Regions from separate parts of the Mus musculus genome. Here region 2 is linked to region 1. Evidence: chromatin loops called from intact Hi-C (ENCODE). Cell type or tissue: heart. All regions are shown on one strand. Each heading gives the region's core, and the rest is flanking DNA. Links, peaks and the distances in the headings are about the cores only.

What was found. A loop is a pair of places that touch in the nucleus more often than their neighbours do. Peaks named below come from ENCODE experiments on the same cell type or tissue, not always from the same donor. Only the 100,000 strongest peaks of a DNase experiment are listed, where the experiment ranks them.
Region 2: a loop joins it to region 1, with 2.8 times the contacts of the local background. A loop is called at or near these places in 11 of 42 quality-filtered maps.

The regions. Positions count from the first base shown.
Region 1 is chr4:109,723,133-109,733,513 of GRCm38, reverse strand. It overlaps Faf1 (Fas-associated factor 1), which reads right to left. Exons shown (of 19, transcript NM_007983.2): 4 at 5,922-6,124. Among named protein-coding and RNA genes, the nearest start is that of Faf1, 52 kb to the right of the region's middle. In heart, for the core only: CTCF peaks have their summits at 3,825 and 4,030 (motif pointing right); no DNase peak of the experiment used is centred there.
Region 2 is chr4:109,434,583-109,444,963 of GRCm38, reverse strand. It overlaps Ttc39a (tetratricopeptide repeat domain 39A), which reads right to left. Exons shown (of 18, transcript NM_153392.2): 13 at 6,124-6,215; 14 at 4,322-4,442; 15 at 2,626-2,737; 16 at 2,153-2,267; 17 at 1,340-1,456; 18 at 219-882. The coding sequence ends at 759. Among named protein-coding and RNA genes, the nearest start is that of Ttc39a, 33 kb to the right of the region's middle. In heart, for the core only: a CTCF peak has its summit at 5,654 (motif pointing right); a DNase peak (open chromatin) is centred at 4,943; H3K27ac peaks cover 780 bases.

The sequences.
Region 1 (10,381 bases), core at 724-8,723:
TGTGTAAAGAAAGGAAGAAAGAAAGGAAGAAAAGAAAAGAAAAGAAAAGAAAAGAAAAGAAAAGAAGGAAAGAAAGAAAGAAAGAAAGAAAAAGGGAAAGAGGGAAAGAGAAAGAGAAATAATGCAAGTATTTCCTTTTCTTATAATATCTCTCTGGTCTAACTATCAAGACAATATTTGTCTCATGAAATAATTATAAAAATGTTTCCTCTTTCCCTTGAAAGATCCTGACAGAATGTAAAAGGTCACAGAAGCCCTGAAATTGGCAAAATAGATTTCATTGTTAGTAGAACTAGCTTCACTGATTTAGAAAAATAGAAGTGCACAATGCTCTGGCCACTCCTCGAACCTGTGTGTCTGCCAATGTTCTGACCAGATGTGTGCCCATTGCTGCACCTCACTGCCAGGTGTTTGTGATATTGGTTTCTGGGAAAGAGTCAGAAAATCTCCCCAGCAACCATATTCGGGGCCAATCCGGAGTGCTGCACCTTCATTAGACTCTTTCCTTGTTTCCTTCCCATACCCATTTCTTGAGGAATCAATCATTTTAGAATAGATATTGTTTAGATCTGGAAATCCCCTACTCCCCCCTTCTCCTTTCCCCCCTGAGGGCCTATAAAAACTGGGACCTCTTTCCCCTCGAGGTCGACTCCTCTACCCCTGCGTGGGATATGAGTCGTCCCCAGAGCTCTGGCTTTCCCCAAATAAAGCCTCATGTGGTTTGCATCAAGCTCGGTCTATCGTGAGTTCTTGGATGTCCGCTATTGTCCTGAGGCCTGAGCAAGGGGCTCCTTTTCGGAGTCTTTCACCCTATTTGAGGACTGAGAGTATTCTTAAATGTTAGACAGATTCATTCATGAAGTCATGAGGTTTTCTTGCCAAGTGGGGTGGCGCACGCCTTTAATCCCAGCACTCGGGAGGCAGAGGCAGGCGAATTTCTGAGTTCGAGGCCAGCCTGGTCTAAAGAGTGAGTTCTAGGACAACCAGAGCTGTAGAAAACCCTGTCTAAAAATGGAAGAAAAGAAAGAAAAAGAAAAAGAAAAAGAAAAAAAAGAAAAAGAAGAAAAAAAGAAAAAAAAGAAAAAGAAAAAAAGAAAAAAAAGAAAAAGAAAAAAAGAAAAAGAAAAAAAGAAAAAAAAAAGAAAACCCTGTCTAGAAAAAAAAATTACACATATGAATAGAGCGTATACACACTTATATACAAATCTTAGTCAATGTTATATCTTCAGGTATCTCTTTCCTTTCCAATATGGATAATCTATGTTTTCACTATTCTTCTTGTTAATTATAGTGTAGTGGCTATTCCTGGTTGTCAACTTGACTATATTTGGAATGAACTACAATCCAGAATTGGAAAGCTCACCAGTGACCCTTATCTGGAGGCTTGGAGATCCTTATCTGGATCTTGGTATGGAGATCTTGAGGCATTGTGGCTATGGATTAGATTAGATCTCCGAGTTCAAGGTCATCCGGGATTAAAGGTGTGGTGGAACACACCTTTAATCTGGGCTACACCTTCTGCTGGAGACAATATAAGGACATTGGAAGAAGGGAGTCTTGCTCTTGCTCCTTTGCCTGCTTGCTGTGTGAGACTGAGTAACCGCTAGATCCTTGGACTTCCATTCACAGATACTACTGAACCATTGTTGGGAATTAACTGCAGACTGTAAGTCATCAATAAATTCCTTTACTATATAGAGACTGTCCATAAGTTCTGTGACTCTAGAGAACTCTGACTAATACACATAGCAAGAAGATTACTGATTTTTATTAACCTCAAAATAAACCCTTTACATTTCATTCCTTCCCCCTATGACTTATAAATTTTCTAGTTTATTAACTTCAGCTCTGATACACAGTGTTTTCTTCCTGTGCATCATATGTCTTAACAGTCTTGTGACATATAAAATGCATGAACACACTACTGTGTGCATTTCCTCCTTTAATAGAAAAAAATAATTGTTGTGGGGAAAAAAAACATATAAAAATTAACAAAAGAAAAGGCCTGAGGCCCAGCATTCCAAGGCAGAGGGAGGCAGCCTGGTCTACATAACAAGCTCCCAGACAGACAAGGCAACAAGGCTACACAAGAAATGCTGCCTCAAAAAAAAAAAAAAAAAAAAAAAAAAAAAAAAAACACATTGAATAAAAGGAAGGAAGGGAGGGAGGGAGGAAGAGAGGGAGGGAGGGAGGAGCATGCTTGAAAAAATTTGAAGAAAATGAAAATATTAGGAAAAATGTCTATTTTAATTCTTGTCTTGCTTGAAAGACAATAAATGCTGACATGATGGATAAAGCTGAAAGAACAATATTAAAAGTATAATGAAAAGGTTTTTAACAAAACAACAATCAAACTGAGCACAGTGGGAAGCCAGAATGAAGAAAGAGGAGGACACTTATTTCTTCATATATTTCCCTATTTAAAATAAACACAGTATTTTAAAATGTAAATCTAGAGAGAGAAATAGCTCATTTGAGAAAATACCCAAAGAAGTTGCGATCAGTCTACTGATAGATATCTATATATCCAAGCTCACTGTAGTAAAGAAATGAAAATAACCTAAATGCCAATCAACATATGAATGAGTATTGTTTAATATGGTATGTGTATGTATGCAATGGAACAGTATTCATCCTTAAACAAGAACAAAATTCTGTATTTGCAATAAGAATAAATATGGGAGATATTATGCTAAATGAAATAAGTCAAACACAAACTAACAATTATGCATAACCAAGCTATATGTGAAATCTAAGAAAGAAACCATACAGAAATACAGTAGAAGGTGATTACTACAGTCTAGGAGAAAATTAAGGTTGAGGAAAAAGCTGGCAAGAAAAGGGGAAGTTTCAGACAAAGGAACAAAGGGGTGGGAAGAATAATTCCAAATAATCTACTGAACACTATAGTGATTATTGTTAATAATATATTTCACATTACAAAATAGCTTTTTAAAGTGAATTTTAAATTTTCTTAACACAAATCAATGATAAGTACATGAGATCAATGTTAACTAACCTGAGTTGTTCATTCTACAATGTATATATGAACAGCAGCATCACATTATACTCCATGCATAGATATATGTGTGTGTGTGTATGTATGTATTTAAAAAAGTTAGTCAAGATGACAAAACTAAAGATATATTTCAATTATGTTTTAAATAAAAAACTAATATTAAGATCACAGTTCAATTTATATTCAATGTGCTGCTAACTCAAGATTAAAAATTACACTTTGTTGGGATACAATATCTGACAAAAAGTTAACAAGTTCTGTACAGATAAACCAATAGTAACAAACGTTCACTGTCTATACTCCTCAATAGTAAAGTCTATGATGATCTACCGTACACACTTGCCCATCATTTTACCCTCACAGCATCTCTGCAAGGCACGGAAGACGATCATGCTCCCTGTTTTTGCAATCACTGTAACAACAACAACCTCCTCCCAAAAAGATTCACTTGGTGATTATTAATTATTCTTAAGATATGTCTGAGGCTCTGGAGTGCTTCAGTCACACTGCTAATCTGATTCACAGGGTTAAGATCAAAAAAGTAGTTCAGAGATTCTGGGCAAAACTAGTTTTAAAACACGTAAACTTCAGAGTGAAATTGCATGTGGTAAATGCTTTAAATGTTTATATTTTCAAGCTCATTTTTTTAAAGTACAATGATACTCAAGATAATAAACATAGCTTTTTAAAAGTAGATTAAAAGCATGTGGGCGGGAGAAACAAATGACTCAACATGCTAAATGGAGCTAGAAAACTCAGGTTTGTTCATAGCACTGATAGAAAAAACTTCATTAAACAAATAACTGGCACAAAATCCATTGGTAGATCCTGGACACACAGTAATACATAAAAATCTCTGCCCTCAGAATATCACATTATTTTATTCAGGAAGTACTTTATAAAAGGGCAAGTCCTTTAAAATGTCTTTAAATTATTCAAAATTAGAAAACAAAACTCAGAAGGTTTTAGGTATAAAACCGAAATAAACCAGTAACCAGCGCAGCTACCACTAGGTGTCACTCTAGTATAACTTTTTTGACTGAATTTAGCCTTCCTTTTTTTCATCTTGTTCCATCTACCAGGTAATAAAAAACAAAACAACAACAAAAGCATTATCTTAATGAGCATCATTTTTCTACAAAGAAATTAACATTTGTTCAATTCCTGAAAACAGTAAGACAGTTTACTGCAAGTCAGAAAATTTGGTATGTCTATTTTAAAATGTTCTATTATGGGTAGTTAATCTATATAAACCCTACTTTCTCTTCTTGAAGCCACTCACTCATCCCCTCAATAGATATGACTGTGTCAAATACTATGACTGGAGAAAGAATTTTAAAATAAGACCTGGTCTTCTAAGATTGAAAAGTAAACATTCATAAGGAAAACCTTAAACACAAAGAAAGAACTGATATTTAAGATTCATTTTTAAAGTATTCAAATTACCACATCCATGGAAGTTAACTGTGTCACAGGAGAAAATTATATATGAGATCTTGAAGCTTAAGGAGGAGGTTTGCACAAAAGTAAAGCTAACACAATGTGAGAAACAGGGAGTAACTTAAATACACACTAGGGATTGTGTGTTGGAAAAAGTGCACCAGTCTCACAGAAAATATAAATGAATACATGTAAATTACATAAAGAAATCAATTTGCTTACACATCAAAGAAACCTTTTCCTGAACTGAAAAGGAGTTGAAAACAGAAGAGATTCAAACAATAAGTGACACAACTCTTAGAATTTAGGAAATCAATCGCAGCAAAAGAACAACATTCTATCAAGTCCCAAATATTATCCACTAGCATGCCTTCCATATTTATACCAAATGTAAGTAAGGAGAAGGCTCACAAGTCCTAATTGGCATCCATTTCATTGTGAGAGAATAACTGCAATCCAGAACAAATAGAACCAGACTGTGAAGAAATGCATGAGTAACACCTATCATGCAATATTTGCCCTATATAGATCACTTTGGATGAATTATAGTAGGTGACTGTAACAATAATAATTAAAGAAATAGAGGTCATGAGCTAAAGAGAGCAGAGAACATGGGAAAAGTTAAAGAGGGTAAAAGGGACATAAACACTTTCATGTATGAAAGTCTCACAAAAATTAAAATCTTAATTTAAAACACAGTATCTAGAAGCAGAGCTTTTAAGGGGTAAATTAGGCAAAGAGATTATTATTAAAATGCTTAACAAAGCAAGTCCATCCCTTTTGCCCTTCCTGCCTTCTGTCATGTAAGGTCATGATACTTTACTCCCTTCAGGGAATAAAGCACAATTCTATCCTAGAAGCAGACAGAAGGTAACACCAAACTGTGATTATGTGCCTTAGTCTTAAGACTTCCCTGCAGAAATATAAGAAAATTAATTTTAATGTTTAATAAAATTACTTATGCTTATGTAGTCTTTTGTGGCAGCACAAAACAGACACAGCAGTATGAAACAATAGGAACAGTACGAGTATGCTTTAGTGGCAGAGATGGTATACAGTGAACTCAAATTAAATTCCAGTATTTTTTTTGAAGCTGCTAGACGTTTAGTTTACAGCAATCCAAAACAGTACAAACCAGAGCTGTGAATATGGCTCAGTGGTCAAGTGTTTGTCAAGTATGTGCAGTGCCTTTGAGAAAATACTTTGTAATGGCAAAAGCACTCAAAAATAACAGCAACAATTTAAGAAGTTAAAATAGTACACCAAAAATGATTCTTGAACTTACCTTAATATCACAATGTATATTCAAATTAAGAGCACAATACCTATTTGAGAAAGTACCCAGTTCAATGTGTTTCTTTCCCTTCTTGTTGATAGTCAACTCAAAGGAAAAGAATTATGTAAACTTGGAACTTGCCTAAAGAATTATTCATTTATGAAGGCTTATGAGGGTAATTCTTACCAACAGTACAGCTGTCTTCAAGTACCACATCAACATTTCTGTCTCTGTATTCAACTCTGAAGTCTAGCATTCGAGGCTGCCTTTCTACAATCTGCCTGGATGGCATTACAGGTCGAAACGCTGAAGAAGAGGGAGTTGAAGCTGGAGCAGGGTGACTTGCTGGATCAAATGTGGGTCCTGGCATGGTCTCACCTCCAAAGTCACTAAAATGTTGACAGAAAGAAGAAATGATCTCTGCTTCATTACACAGACTCATCAAGGACCATCTCCATTGGCCCTTGCATATTATTCCTATCAATTTGATACACTTGTGGTAAAGCCAAGTTCTCTTTCTTTTAACAAATCTTTAACAATGGCTAATGGCCACGTTATTTTCCCTGTCATTCTCGCTTTTCTATTCTAACTAATACTATTATATCATTTACAATTAGATTTTTGCCTTATGGTACCACGTTAGTCAAGTGTCAAATGACAATTAAAAAGTATCTTAGGCTGGTAAGATGCCTCAGTGGGTAAGGGCTCTTGCTGAGAGGCCTGATGACCTCAGTCCCATCCCAGGAACATATATAATAGAGAAGAGAACTAACTCCTCTAAGCTTCCCTCTGGATACCGACACACACACTTACTTTTGAAAACAGGTACTTTCCAGTCACTCTCAATGACTCAGTATTTGATATTTGACTTGCTATTTCTATCACAAACACTGTTTTGAAACTTTTTTAAATTTTCTCTTTTATCTCATTCCTGGTTTTAAAAGTTTTCTTAAGAAAAAACAAGCTATCAAAGAAGATTTTACTTACTCCTAAATCTACAATCTAACCCACATATGTGCTCTCTCTCTCTCTCTCTCATAACATAGAGGGGATATCTTCTCCCTATGTGTACAAAATCTACTCAGTTTAATCTAGAGATCAGCCCCATACACACTCCTTTATAGTATCTTTGGCACTTTGGTATACAATTTCACTATGTTCAATCTTTGCTTCCTAACAAAAACTAAGCGACTAAAATGATGAAGTGGATGAGTAACTCTTGTAAAGAGAATGACAACGACTGTTATGTATAAGATCTCCTTCTGACTAATGCAGTTACAGAAGAAAGGGCAAGCCCAGTTCATAGTATTCAACTGAGGTCATGAAAGTACAAAGTTCTGAGTATGGCCTTTCAAAAGTTTATTTTTTCTAACAGGTGTGACCTTGCTGAGAATGGGTTCAATTGATCTGGGATTACAGTGGAAATTGAACATACACTTTCTAAGTCTCTTGTGAAAATTATGGTACGATTTTAGAAGGAATGAGATCCCAAAAAAGTAGAATAAAAGATACCAGGGTAGACTCATATGAAAGAATCTTTTTTTTTTTTTTTTAAAGATTTATTTATTTATTATATGTAAGTACACTGTAGCTGTCTTCAGACATACCAGAAGAGGGAGTCAGATCTTGTTAGGGATGGTTGTGAGCCACCATGTGGTTGCTGGGATTTGAACTCAGGACCTTTGGAAGAGCAGTCGGGTGCTCTTACCTGCTGAGCCATCTCACCAGCCCGAAAGAATCTTTTTTGTTGTTTTGTTTTGTTTGTTTGTTTGTTTGTTTTTCGAGACAGGGTTTCTCTGTGTAGCCCTGGCTGTCCTGGAACTCACTTTGTAGACCAGGCTGGCCTTGAACTCAGAAACCCACCTGCCTCTGCCTCCCCAGTGCTGGGATTAAAGGCGTGTGTCACGAGACCCGGCTGAAAGAATCTTAAACTCTGAAACCTCTGAGCCTTTTATGTTCATACTCCCACAACTAAGAAGACCAAGTAACTTCTGACTGCTTAGAAACTCTTACGTTTCTTCCTTGGGGTAGTTATCTTGAAAAGGAAGTCCTATTTCCATCACATACCCTTAACAGTCCCCATTGCCTCAGATTTACACATACTAAACAAAGAGTTTTAACTGAGAGGTTCTTTATATCCAAAGCAAATGTAACTTTGAAAATTATGAGTAAAATCATAGAGATGGAAATACTAACAACAATGTTTAACTCAAAACTATTTTCATAAGGAAAAATACAATTTGAGCAATTGTGAGTACTTCTAAGAGTCTGTTCACATACCAAAAAAAAAAAAAAAAACCCAACAACAACTGTTCTCATGAGGGGCAGAGGAAGGAAGGAACCTGGGTAGAAGAGGGGACAGGGAGGGGAAAAGAGGAACATGATCAGGTGGGGAGGGGGAATCAGGAGTGAAGTCCTGAGTGCCAGCAGAATGAATAGAAACAGGCAACCTGGGGTGGGGGCGTTCTAGAATGTCCTGGGAAGTAAGACCTGGGAGGTGAGAAACTCTCAGGACTCAAAGGGAGGGACTTTGGCTGAAGTACTGTACAGTGGGGAGAGGGAACTTATAGAGTCCACCTACAGTAAAGGGACAGGACATCAAGTAGAAGGATGGGGTTTACATGCCTCAGCCAAAAGTTCTGACCCAGAATTGTCCTTCAGGAACTACAGGGACAAAAAATGGAAAAGAACCTGAGAGAAAGGAAGTCCAGTGATAGGCCCAAATTGGGATCCAGCTCAAGGGGAGGTACAGGGCCTGACACTACTACTGATTGTAAAGTGTGCTTGCAGACTGGAGCCTAGCATGGCTGCCCTCAGAGAGGCCCAACAAGCAGCTAAAAGAGTCAGATGCAGATACCCAACCAATGGAAAGAAGCCAGGGACCCTTATGGTTGAATTAGGGAAAGGCTGGAAGAAGTTATGAAGGAGGGTGACTCCATAGGAAGACCAGCAGTCTCAACTGACCTGGACTCTGGAGATCTCTCAGATACTGAGCCACCAACCCAGCAGCATACACTAGCTGGTCTGAGGCCCCCAACACAAATACAGCAGAGAACTGCCTGATCTGGCCTCAGTGAGAGAAGATGCACCTAAACACTGAGAGAGCCTTGAGACCACAGGTGCAGTGAAGCCTGGCAGGGAGGAGGGGGCATTCTCTTGGAGAAGGGGGAGGAGGAATGGGATGGGGACTGTCAGAGGGCTGAGCGGGAGGGGAATAGAGACTGGACTGTAAAACAAACAAACTAACAAACAAAAGCTTAAAAATAATTAAAAGCAAAAAAACAAGCTAAAAACAAATAAAACCTCTTCTAAAAAATATGCATAGAGGGTGATGTTCAAATCTGCCAAGAATATTAGAAGAGGCTCAGATAATTAAACAGATAAGCATGCTACAGTTTATGTATGTATATATGTATGTATGTGTAGAGATAGCTCTGAGCTTTCTTTTTTTTAGCTCTGACATCCTCCTCCTGCTTCCACCAAGTGAAAACGGTAGGCAACTATTTGACAACCTCCTTTACAAAAGGTGTACCTTTCTCTCTTCCTCTTTCCATCACCAGCCTCTGGTCAGCTTGCTTACCTACCCTGCTGTTTTTCAATTAAAAGCCCCCAAGATTAAAATGGTCCTCAAGAGTTTAAAAAAAAAAAAGGTGAGTGTATATTGTTAACTTACAGACACCCTACATCTATTAACAAATAATTGTCACATACTTCTATTCTCTATGATTGATTTGAAAAGCACCATGGCAAATATAGAATACATAGCACCTGTACTTTGATTTCTTAAAGTTTACATCAATTATCCCATTCATAATTGGACAGAGACACGCTGAACCAGAAAACTCTCCCTACACCAACATCATGCTGAACCATCGACATCAAGTCACTTCATGCCTTATTATCCTTAACTATAAACAAGGATAACAGTGTCTGTCTTTATTAATACCTACCAAAATAACTACTGTACTATTTCAACTTTCTTACCCAAAGGAAAGTATCTCAAAGCACAAGGCCATACTTTCTGATCTTCCCAAAAAAAAAAAAAGGAACAATAAAGAAATGTTAATTTCCCTTTGTAATTTTTAAAACCATATTTACTTGTTTGTATATTTGTTTGTCTGTGGGAGAAGGGTGCACATGTGGCACACACACCAAAGTAGATCCAGCAATGATCATATAGAGGTCAGTGGACAAACTATGGGAGCTGGTCCTTTCTTTGCACTATGAGGATTCCAAGAATAAACTCCAAAGAGTTTTATAACTTCAAGATAACTACATATCAACACATCTAACATTGCTCAGCAACTATTTACTATTAAAACTTCTATAACTCATGATAGTATTTTATAACATACAATTTTCAAGATATATAAATAGGATAGATAATGTGATGGTTATTTTTAATTATTAACTTGACACAATCTAGAATTCCCTGAGAAAAGATGCTCAATACAAGACTACCTAGATCAGATTGGCCTCTAGGCACCCCTGTAAGGGACTGTCTTGATTATATTAGCTGATATGAGAAGATCCAGCCTAAAAGTGGACAGCACCCTTTTGTGGGTTTGGGTCCTAGACTGTAAGTCAGAGTGGATTAAAGCAAGGTGACCAGCAAGCATGCACACACTTATCCCTCCCTGCTTTTG
Region 2 (10,381 bases), core at 1,065-9,064, 290 kb after region 1:
TGGCTGACATCATAATTAGCAGGCTGTAGGGTAGCCTCCTGTTTGTTGTCCTGTTAAGTAAGACTTTACTATTCTATTGCCAGATCCTTTCATGTTTTACTTTTAACCAGGGGTCTTAAGTACCTCGTCAGGCTTCAGACTCTCAAAGAATGGCTTACGCGTCTGATTCCCTTGCCTTGTTTTTCAATTAGAAGACAAAAATGTATATGAAAACTATATTAAATGTTAGCAACTTAATTTGCTTTATTTTGTTTGGACCCAGTGTCTCACTGCGTAGCTGTGGCTGTCCTGGAATTTGCAATGACTCAGATGCTAGGAACCCCTGTCCTCAAAAGCTGAGGTCTGAGAAGCAGTGTGGCCTTTAATAGCATGTAGAGAACTTCCAGGTCAGGAGCTAAACAGCTTTCCAGGCAGTCGGGTTGCTTTTGTTTGTTTGGAGGGGGGGGGTAGTTTGTTTGGTTTGGTTTTTTAAACACCAATTATAATCCCATCGATGTATTTCTAAAGAAATGTAAACTGTTCATACATTCTCTTAAACATCACAGTGTAAAACAAGTACCCGTATGTGTGAAGGCTTTGGCCACACTGGTAAAAATGCTGTCTTTGCTTCTGCACAGATATTCTTGTGCAATCCTACTGGAGCACCAGGTGGACCCCAAGGAAGGGCAGGGCAGGGGAGGTGATCTTTAGAAATGTTTCCAGGTGCTCTGTCCAGCTAGCTGTCTGTTCATCGTGCAGCCCAAGAGTGCTGCAGAAAGCTACAAGGACACTGACGAGACTAGAGATCTGTTGCCATCTTCTAGGGAAGATCTGGCCTGGAGTGTGGCTGCCTGGATTCGAAAATGTGTCCTTGACTCCATGGAGTAGTTCTTGTAGTTTTGCCTAAAGGGGAGCAGAGGATCACAGGTGAAGCTCGGCTCTTCTGGGAGGTGTGTCATACTCCAATCCCCCATTTGAGCTATGTGAGACACCACCCTCATCCGTATACAACTGGAACACTTTGTAGTTTTTAGGACTTTGAAAGGGATTCAAGACTAAGCTGAGCCCTTGCCTAAAGGAAGACTTATTTACAAGGGGCTACTGTCTTACCACTCTTGGTCCTGTTGGAGACTTAGGTCTTTATACCAGCTCCACAGCTGGCTTAGGGTGGGCCATTGGAAGCTTACTTTCTGTCTCAATAATTCCAGCCAGTTATTTGTAAACTGAGGGGAAAGCTCTGTTGTAGCATGTCAGAACTGAGTTCCCAGAACACTGCCTTTGCCAGCATCCTCACTGATATCTGGGCACCTTAGGTCAAAGGGAGTACAGCTAGGAAATATGAGGATTGACCAAGCCTTACTTTGCAGACTCTAAGAGTTTGATGGCCTCCTCATTTCTGCCTTGCTCCATAAATAGCAGGGCCAGTTCCAGTAGGGCATTTGGAATCAAGTAATGGTCATATTTAATCTTCTTTTCACTGCAAAACAGAAGCAGACATGGCCCACCCTTCAGGTCCTCTCCACAGCCTTCAGAACTTCAAATCCTTACCTTAGAAAGGCTGGGATCTTCACCAGAGCCTTCTGGCATCCTTAGCCCACCTCCCTGTTACAGTCCTCAACCTCTGTCACTCCAGGTTGGTCTCTTAAACTGGGAAGCCTGTTCCTATTTTAGTATCTCTGACCCTTGCTTCATTCTGTCCTAGAGACAACAGTCTTTTTTGCCATATCCTTTCTTGGTTATCTGTCTTTATCCTGTGAAGACAAGGCCCTTCTTAGTCTGGCCTTTCTCTATAGTTTTAGGCAGGAAAGATCCTCACTGTTGTCACTAGCTTCTGCTGTGTGTCCTGTGCCCACGAACACTCCACTTAAAACTTTCTCTTTTGTTTTTGTCTTCTAGCTAAACTTCCAAATTTATTAATTTGTGTTTGTTTATTGGAACAAGGTCTTGCTATGTCCTGGCCTCAAACTTAGAAATTTTTCTGCCTCTACCTCCCAAGTGCTAAGATTAAAACCATGAGCTATAAACATCCAAATTAACCATCGCCCTGATAGCCTTTCCTGGTATCTCTTATCCTGGCACAGAGTAGACATCAGCAAATGTATGGTGAGTGAGCTGGTGGGAGGAGTAGGAGGATGGAGAAGCCAAGCCCAGCGGGAGTAGCAAAGGCACTTACTTGGCAGAAATGCTCCTGAAATTCTCCTCTGCCTCCTGGATTCGGCCCAGGTATTTCAGACACAGGCCTTTCAGCAATTTAACCAAGCAGTCGTCATCTGCTGAGTACTCATTCTCTGAGAATAGAGGTGTGGGGGAAGAAGGTAGGCTTGCTCACTTCTGCAAGTTACTCAGGGAGCCCCTCAGGAACCCAGGACACAGGTGAATCAAGACCGATTCACCTCAGGGGACTCACATCTGAGAAGAAAAGACAGATATTGAGATAATGGCTCCAGAGTGAGTTAGGAGTGACTGGAGGACGCTCAAGAGAAGGCCCTGGACGAGGAGCGGGGACACTTGCTGAGTGAGAGGAGCTGACACTGGTCTTGTAAAAGGCTGGTTAGTAGGATAGAGGGATAAGGAGGACATTTCTGGCATAGGAACCTTGAACTCTAAAGACCTGACCTAGCGGGTCAGGAGCCTGAGGGTAATCACCTGGGCCCATTGCCAGCATCTCTTCAGCCTTGGTGATGACCTCCAGCATCCCATCCGTGAGTGTCGGCTGCTTCCCAATCACAGCATAGCCATTCCAGATGTACATCATTTCCTGAGAGAGGGAGGGAGTGGGTGGGGCAAGTCAGTTCTAGGTCTCTGCCTCAGCAGGGCCTCAGTTTTCCCGTCTGTAAAACAGGCAGCTCAGTTCAAAAGGTCCTGAGCCTTTGGATCCCTGATCTTCAAGTCTCCTTCTAGCCTATAAAGCTGTAGGATTGAGGGCACTGTGGAAGCAACCTTACCAGGGATTTGTTATTGAGCTTATTGATTCCATAAGGGTTTAGGGTAATCCAACAGCCATTAGGTTTCAGCTACTTACCTACTGTACCTTGCATGAATACTCTCATACCCTCTCTTCATCCAGACTCCTTTCTTGAGGACTAGGCCATGCCCAACACTGTTCATGGAACCCTCCCTACTCCCGCTGGCAGGACCTCCCTTATTGGAGGAAGCTACTAAGCCACTCAGGACAGTCGAGCCTAAGACTGTCCCTTTCCCCCACAACAGGCTCAAGGATGGCAGCCTCCTCATCGAGATTAGAATGCATCCTGATCCTTTTTTCCTTGACTGGCAGGAAATTCATTAAACTTTCAATAACTTAGCTTAGAGTCATCCTAAACCATCAGGACAGGTAATGGATACTGGGTGCAATTTATATAAGGCCCTAAAGGTTGTCAGGGTTTTTGTTTCAATGTAGATTTAGGTCAGTGTTCCTTAAGTTGCTCTGTGGTCTCAAGATAGAAAACTGGCTATAACGGCTCTAGAAGTCCACAGCCTGTCCTCCCAGTGCCCTTAATCACAGGTGACTTTGTACAGAAGCGGGCATAGTCACTCCCACCCTTCCCATGATACCCCATGCCCATTATGATAGTAATAACTTGATTGTGCATCTTTTTGAGACAGGGTCTCTTGTACTCCAGACTGGCGTCAAATTCATGGCGTAGCTTGAGGATACCCCTGTGCCTCTACCTCCCACACGCTGGGATTACAGACATGTGCTGCCACACACAGTCTGTAAAATCCTTTAGAACTGGGCCAGGTGCCAAGGAAGAGCTGACTTTACAGTAGATAGAAGGGCTCCCTAAGGTAACACACCATTGAACAGGAAAGTTTATCCAACAAGCAGAGCAGAGCAGGGCTCCTACTTTTGTGGACTCAGCTTATTTTGATGCCAGCTCCAGTCATTCATGGAATTAGCTTAACAGTGGCCCTGGATTTAGCCTCTTACATCTCTTGATTTTTTTTTTTTTTTTTTTTTTTTACTCCATCTGTATGAGCTATTCAAGTTACTACCGACCTGTGTTAGGCTTTATACCCCCTACTATGAAGGTTTTGTTCAGAGTCAAACATAACTTGGCCTGAGACCCCCCCAACCCTCCCTTCAGAAAAGGTTGATCTAATGAGGGTGACTATGTAAATAGCAATTAGAACCCTGTGACAACAGAATAGTCACTGTAAGAACAAGACAGCCAGGTGATCCCTCTGCTTGGGGCTGGGGTGTTATGTAGTGTCTCGGAGAGCTCTTCCATCCTTGAGGCATCTTGCAGCCTGCTGGTCTGTCTCCCAGCCTAGGTGAATTGTGAAACCCTTTCTGGTCCCTTCATCCACCCTCTGACCCAGAGGCTCTCTTCCTACCTACCAGAGCAGGGATCGGCAAGGAGATGGGGTTGGGGGAGAGGTAGCGCCTGGACTTCCGGATAGCAAACTTCTCTGTGGGTAGAGATTTCCCAGCAATCTTGAGCTTCAAGCCTGGCACGGCCCTGAAGAAATGGGAAAGAAGGATTGAGATTGCAGGTCAGTGGGAGAGCTCCTGCCTAACATGTCCAGGTCCCCAGCCACAAAAGAGCAGGAGCATAGAGAGAACAGGTCTCCAGCCTTTGCTTGCCTGGCTACACCTCAGTTTCCACACTGTACGATGAAAGAGCTTGACTCTAAAAGTATTTCAAGGAGCAAGCCAGCCTATGGTTATGGTCACATTTCACAGTTCCTGCATGACCTGATAGCTTTCAGGTCATGGTTGGGCAAAGGTTCCAGAGCTAGTTTAAGAATGCATCTAGGCCTGCCTCCTAGTTATCTCTCCTCTACGCCCAGGCCTTCCTGGGAGGGCCCACAAAAGTCTAATCCCAGTTTCACAGGCATGACCAACACCCAGAGAAAAGAGGGACTTGCACAGACAAACAGCCCAAACCCTTAATTAACTCCAGCCTCCTGAACTGTGGCCTCCTCAGCTGTTTCAAGGATAGAATAAAATTCACACAGCTGGGCATGCCTTGACTGGAGCCTCACCCACTACCAGCTGCCTGGCCATTGGGTGTGACTGGGATCTCAGACCCCGAGCTGTATGGGCTCAGGAAACAACTGATGGGTGAGGCCACCCCAGATTCCTTGCTGCGTATTCATTGCAGAACCACTCAGGGTCTGTTTTCTAATCTCAAAAGTATAGATTGTACTACCTCCTTCCTCTCAAGGGCTGTGGGAGAATTCTGTGAGCTGGGGCCACCGTTTGCTCCAGCAGCAGACTATGCACAGACAGTACTATTTCAGCTCTAACAAGCATCTGTCAGTGAAGCTGGCCAGCCTCATTTCCACCATGGGAGGAGAGCCCTAGACACCATCCTACAACTCCAGGTTAACCTTTTGACTCTTCACAAAAGGCAAATAAGTGGTGAAGAGAATACTGAAAAGATATAATGAAATAATAATGAAAAACTCTGGTGGGCAGCCCCCTTGGTTCCAGATTCTACTGCAGGGTCTTCAAAGCCCCTTTTCCAGTTGCAAAACTAGCCTATCTTAAAAGGCGTCCCAGCTGGGCCGTGGTTTTAATGCTGTCGGTTTGATTCAATGACTTTGGCTGTGCTGCTCTGTGGCTCTAGCAAGCTCAGCTGGTGGAGAGATCTCTTTGTACCTCAGATTCTGGTGGTTTAAATGAAAAATGTCCCCTACAGGGATTTCAACACGGGGTTGCCAGTGGGTGGTGCTGTTCTAGGGAGAGGTTTAGGAAATATGACTGTGCTAGAGGAAGTAGGTCACTGGGGGCAAACTTGGAGAGCGCGTGCATAGCCTCCCCTACTCCCAGTTTGCTCTCTGCTTTGCATTTGCAGTTGTTACCATGCCCGTCCCTTTATCACTGCGCTCCTGCCATCATCCCTGCTGTGGTGCACTTGTCCTGGTGCTTTATCACTGCAAAGGTGGCCAAGACAGGGTCCTCGTCTGTCTCAGTGACCAGATGAAAGAGATGACAAACATTCACAGGATTCTAACCACCAGCAGCACTGGCATGGCATGGTAGCCAGAGGGGACTAAGGGCACAGGGCACTTTGGAACAGGCAACTGAGAGCTGGGAGTACCTATCGCATCACTAAAGCTCAGATAGCCATGAGCAGAGCCTGACCTGTCTGTCCACAGTGAGACCTACAGCAGGAGCACTGTGGTCAGGCCCACCTGAATAACTCCACTTCATTGTCCCCGAATGGCTTGTAGTCTTCCTTCCCAAACATGCTGAGGTAGGCAGCCTTCATGTAGATGTAGGTGGCCTGTGGGAGATAGCAGCAGAGATGTGAGCAGCCCTCCTTCTAATCGCAGTGAGTGCCACATGAAATTCAACCCTCACTGTGGTTCCATAGAGATTTATAGTCACTAAGCCCCCAGGGGAGAATGCTGAAGCAACCGAGGAGTTTAGAGGTGGGAGTTGTATACCTGCAAAGCAGCCTCCCTCTCCATCTTGGCCCCATCAAGAGAGACCTGAGCAACATGCAGGGCTGCTGGGACAATGCAGAGACAGGGTGAGCATGGAGGGTGCTGCTGGGAAGCAGTGACTGCAGGCGGCCCTGCCGGATAGTGGGGAGATTCAGAGACTCAAGGGTACCCATATACATGGAAGCAGATAGGACATGCATGGGCACAGATGACCTGCAATAGGGACTATGTGAAGGAGGTATAGGTCCAGAACAGTGAACAGGGCACCCTCACAGGGCTCAGTGATAGACCTACATCCCTCACTTTACACCTTCATCTCAATCCATCTTAAAATGTCTGCAAGGACCTTGCCTGCTAGATCCGTAGGCCACCTGACAGGGAAAGTGGGGAGCCCTGCTTCAGCTGCAGAGTGGCCTACACAGCCCATAAGCATAAGTCCCACAACGTAGAGGGTTAGAGGTGTTTGGCTCAGTGCTGCCCTCAAGTGGCCAAGTTTTGAAACAGCTGCCTCCCAGGACAGCTCTGCCAAGGAAAGTATCTGCCAGTGGCCAAAAGAGAACTGGAGAAAAAGAACATCAGGACATCCTGGAACATTCACCCGTGCCATTCGTGCTGGAGCAAAGACCCTCAGGTGGCCTGCCCTTCAAACATGGCCAAACTTGTCTTTGTGAGTGTGTAATGGAATCCCCTCATGGAACCTCTAACATGGTGTCACCCTTGCCCATACCTATAGATCTCCCCTGTCCCTGACATGGGTGCAGTGCATTCCAGGGACTGAACCTCCTGTCTAGTTTTGTCTAGATTGGATGCCTGTGATATATTCTGAATTTAATAACGACATGGCAGGAGTACATATACACTAATTCCAAATCAGTTTCGTAAGTAATGGACAGACTCTACATCCCCCACCCCCAGGGACATCTTCCTTACTGGAACACTGCCCCCGAACAAATTCAGTTTATTTGGGTTTTTTTGTTTTTTGTTTTTTTTATTTTTGTTTTTGGGTTTTTTTGAGACAGGGTTTCTCTGTATAACCCTGGCTGCCCTGGAACTCACTCTGTAGACCAGGCTGGCCTCAAACTCAAATCTGCCTGCCCCTGTCTCCTGAGTGCTGGGATTAAAGGCGTGTGCCACCACTGCCTGGCTCTATTTGGGTTTTTTAACTAAGAATTTAAAACTTGCCAATTAGTGTGAAGTAACCAGGTTAAAAAAAAAAAAAAAAACTTGTGATGTCTGTTTTTAAAAAAATGGTTATAAAAGGTCTGTCTAAAAGTCAACCAATCAGCAAATGAGTTGGGATCCAGGCATGGAGTCTGTAACTGCAGCAGCTGGGAAGTGAGGGCAGGTAGATCATGAGCTCATGTTTATTCCTAGCTTCATTGTAAGTTTGAGGCCAGCCTGAGCTAAGTGAGACCCTATCTCAAAAAAAGAAAAAGAAAAAGAAGGGGTCATCTAGATAGCGCAACAGGTAAAGAGGTTGTCATACGAGCATAACAACTGAGTTCAATCCCAGGGACTCACAAAGGGTAGAAAGGGAGAACAGAGCCGACACCCACCATAATCATACACAGTAATGAACAACTACATAAAATACGTAACAATTTTCAAAAGAGATATAGGTAATACTTGGGATATAAATAGTCAATAAGTATTTGGGGAAATGTTCAACATCCTTAGCCATAAGGGAAATGCAAATCAAAACTGCAAGAAAACCAGCAACAACAAACATTGGTGAGGATATGGGGAAAGAGCACATCCTTATAGCCTGCTGAGACTACATTGGTGCGGCCAGTATAGAAATCAGTGTGGACATTCTTCACAAACATAAAAACAGAGCTATCATACGTACGATTCAGGTATACCACTCCTGAGTGTACCTAAAGGAGCAAGCTTCAACTGCTGCTGAGGCTGCACCTTCTCAGCAGTCTATCCTGGTCCCTCTGTGCCAAGCCTCAGCTGTGTTTCATGAGTCCTTCATGCCTTCAAAACCAATACTACCTGGGTAACTAACTTAATGTGTAACTCAACTTAGTTGGCTGCCTCTAGCTTCTGTGTGCTGACTTCAGCAAACACTTCCCAGGGTTCACCTCGCAATGCTGCTCTTTTCTTAATCACTGCTAATTTCTTAGCTCCAGCTAACCAGTATCAATTGCCCCAGTAAAGCAAAGATTTTACTTCAGAGGTTCTGGTCTCTTGTTAATCATAGCGGGTTCTTCAGCCCCAGCCAACCCTAATCACAGATTCCCAACTCAAAATAGCAGATAGCCCTGATAGTCTTTAAGTGACTCTCAAACTTCCTTCTAGAAGTTCACAAGCCAGGCCTTCATTGTCTGTATTGCTCTCAACATTTTTATCTTCCACGCTTTGGACACTCATTGGCTTTTCTAGCCCAAAATTTCAAAGTTCTTCCATATTCTCCCAAATCATGGTTAGGTCTGACGTAACAATACCCCATTATCCTAGTACCAATTTATCGTAGTTAGGTTCACTACTGCTGTGATGAAACACCATGGCCAAAAGCAACCTGGGGAGGAAAGGGCTTATGTACTCTGTTCCAATAACTGTTTCATCACTGAAAGCAGTGAGGGCAGGAACCTGGAGGCAGGAGCTGATGCAGAGCTCGTGGAGGGCCACCGCTTACTGGCTTCCCACAGCTTGCTCTGCCTGCTTTCTTCTAGAACCTAGGACCACCATCCCAGGGGTGTACTTCCCACAATGGTCTGGGCCCTCCCACATCATCAGTAATTAAGAAAATGCCCCATAGTCTTGCCTGTGGCTGTATCTAGAGGCATTTTTCAACTGAGGCTCCCTTTTCTCTAAAGATGACTCTAGCCTGTGTCAAGTTGACATAAAACTAGCTGGCTCCGTCATGGTGTTGATCATGGCAACAGGGATGGATGGATGGATGGATGGATGGATGGATGGATGGATGGATGGATGGATGGATGGATATAGAAACATATATAAAACATGAAAGAGGAAGACTTTGGAGAAAGGTAGACTGGGGAGAAGGCGGCTGGAAATAGGCAGAGTACACTATATACCTTCATATATGTATGAAAATGTCACAATAAAATCCATAATTTTGTGTGCTACCCCCCAAAATTAATTTTTAAAAGATCTTAGCATGAGGTGATGTCTCTCACCTGAAATCCTAACAATTGTTAGCCTAAGGCAGGAAAATGGCTTCAAGTTTACGGACAGCCTAAGCTACGTGGGTTCTAGGCCCAGGCTGGAATGAGAGACTTGTCTTAGTTTGGGTTTCTATGGCTGAGGTGAAACATCGTGACACACAGAGGAGGAAAGGGTTGATTGGACTCACAGTTCCATAGAACAGTTCATCACAGAGAGCAGCAAGGGCAGGAACTCAAGCAGGGCAGGAACCTGGAGGCAGGAGCTGATGCAGAGGCCGTGAGGGGGGCTGCTTACTGCCTTACTCCTCGTGGCTTATTCAGCCTGCTTTCTTATGAAACCCAGGACCACCAGCTCAGGGTGACATCACCCTCCCACATCAATCACTAATCTTAAAAAAAAAAAAAAAAAATCCTCCAGGCTTGCCTACAGTCTGATCTTATGGGGGGCATTTTCTCTGTTGAAGTTACCTCCTTCCAGATGACGCCAGTTTATATCAAGTTGACATAAAAAACAGACAGGAAAAAAAAGTCTGGGTAATGGGTAATGGCTCAGTGTATAAAATGCTCACTGCATACGTGTGAGAACCTGAGTTCGTCAGCACATGCATAAAGCTAGGCTTCCTTGCAGGTGTCTGTAACCCCAGTTTGGGACTGGCAAGTGGGGCAGAGTTGAAGCAGGGCAAATACAGGAAGTCCCTAGGGTTCACTGGCAAGCCCACATAGCTGAAATGACAAGGTTCATATTCCATGAAGAGATATCACTTCAAAAAATAAGATAGAGAGCAAGAGAGAATGACATCTGGAAGCCAGTGTCTGGCCTCCTTCACAGATTCATGTGCCAAATATATGTTCTAGCACACACAAAAAAT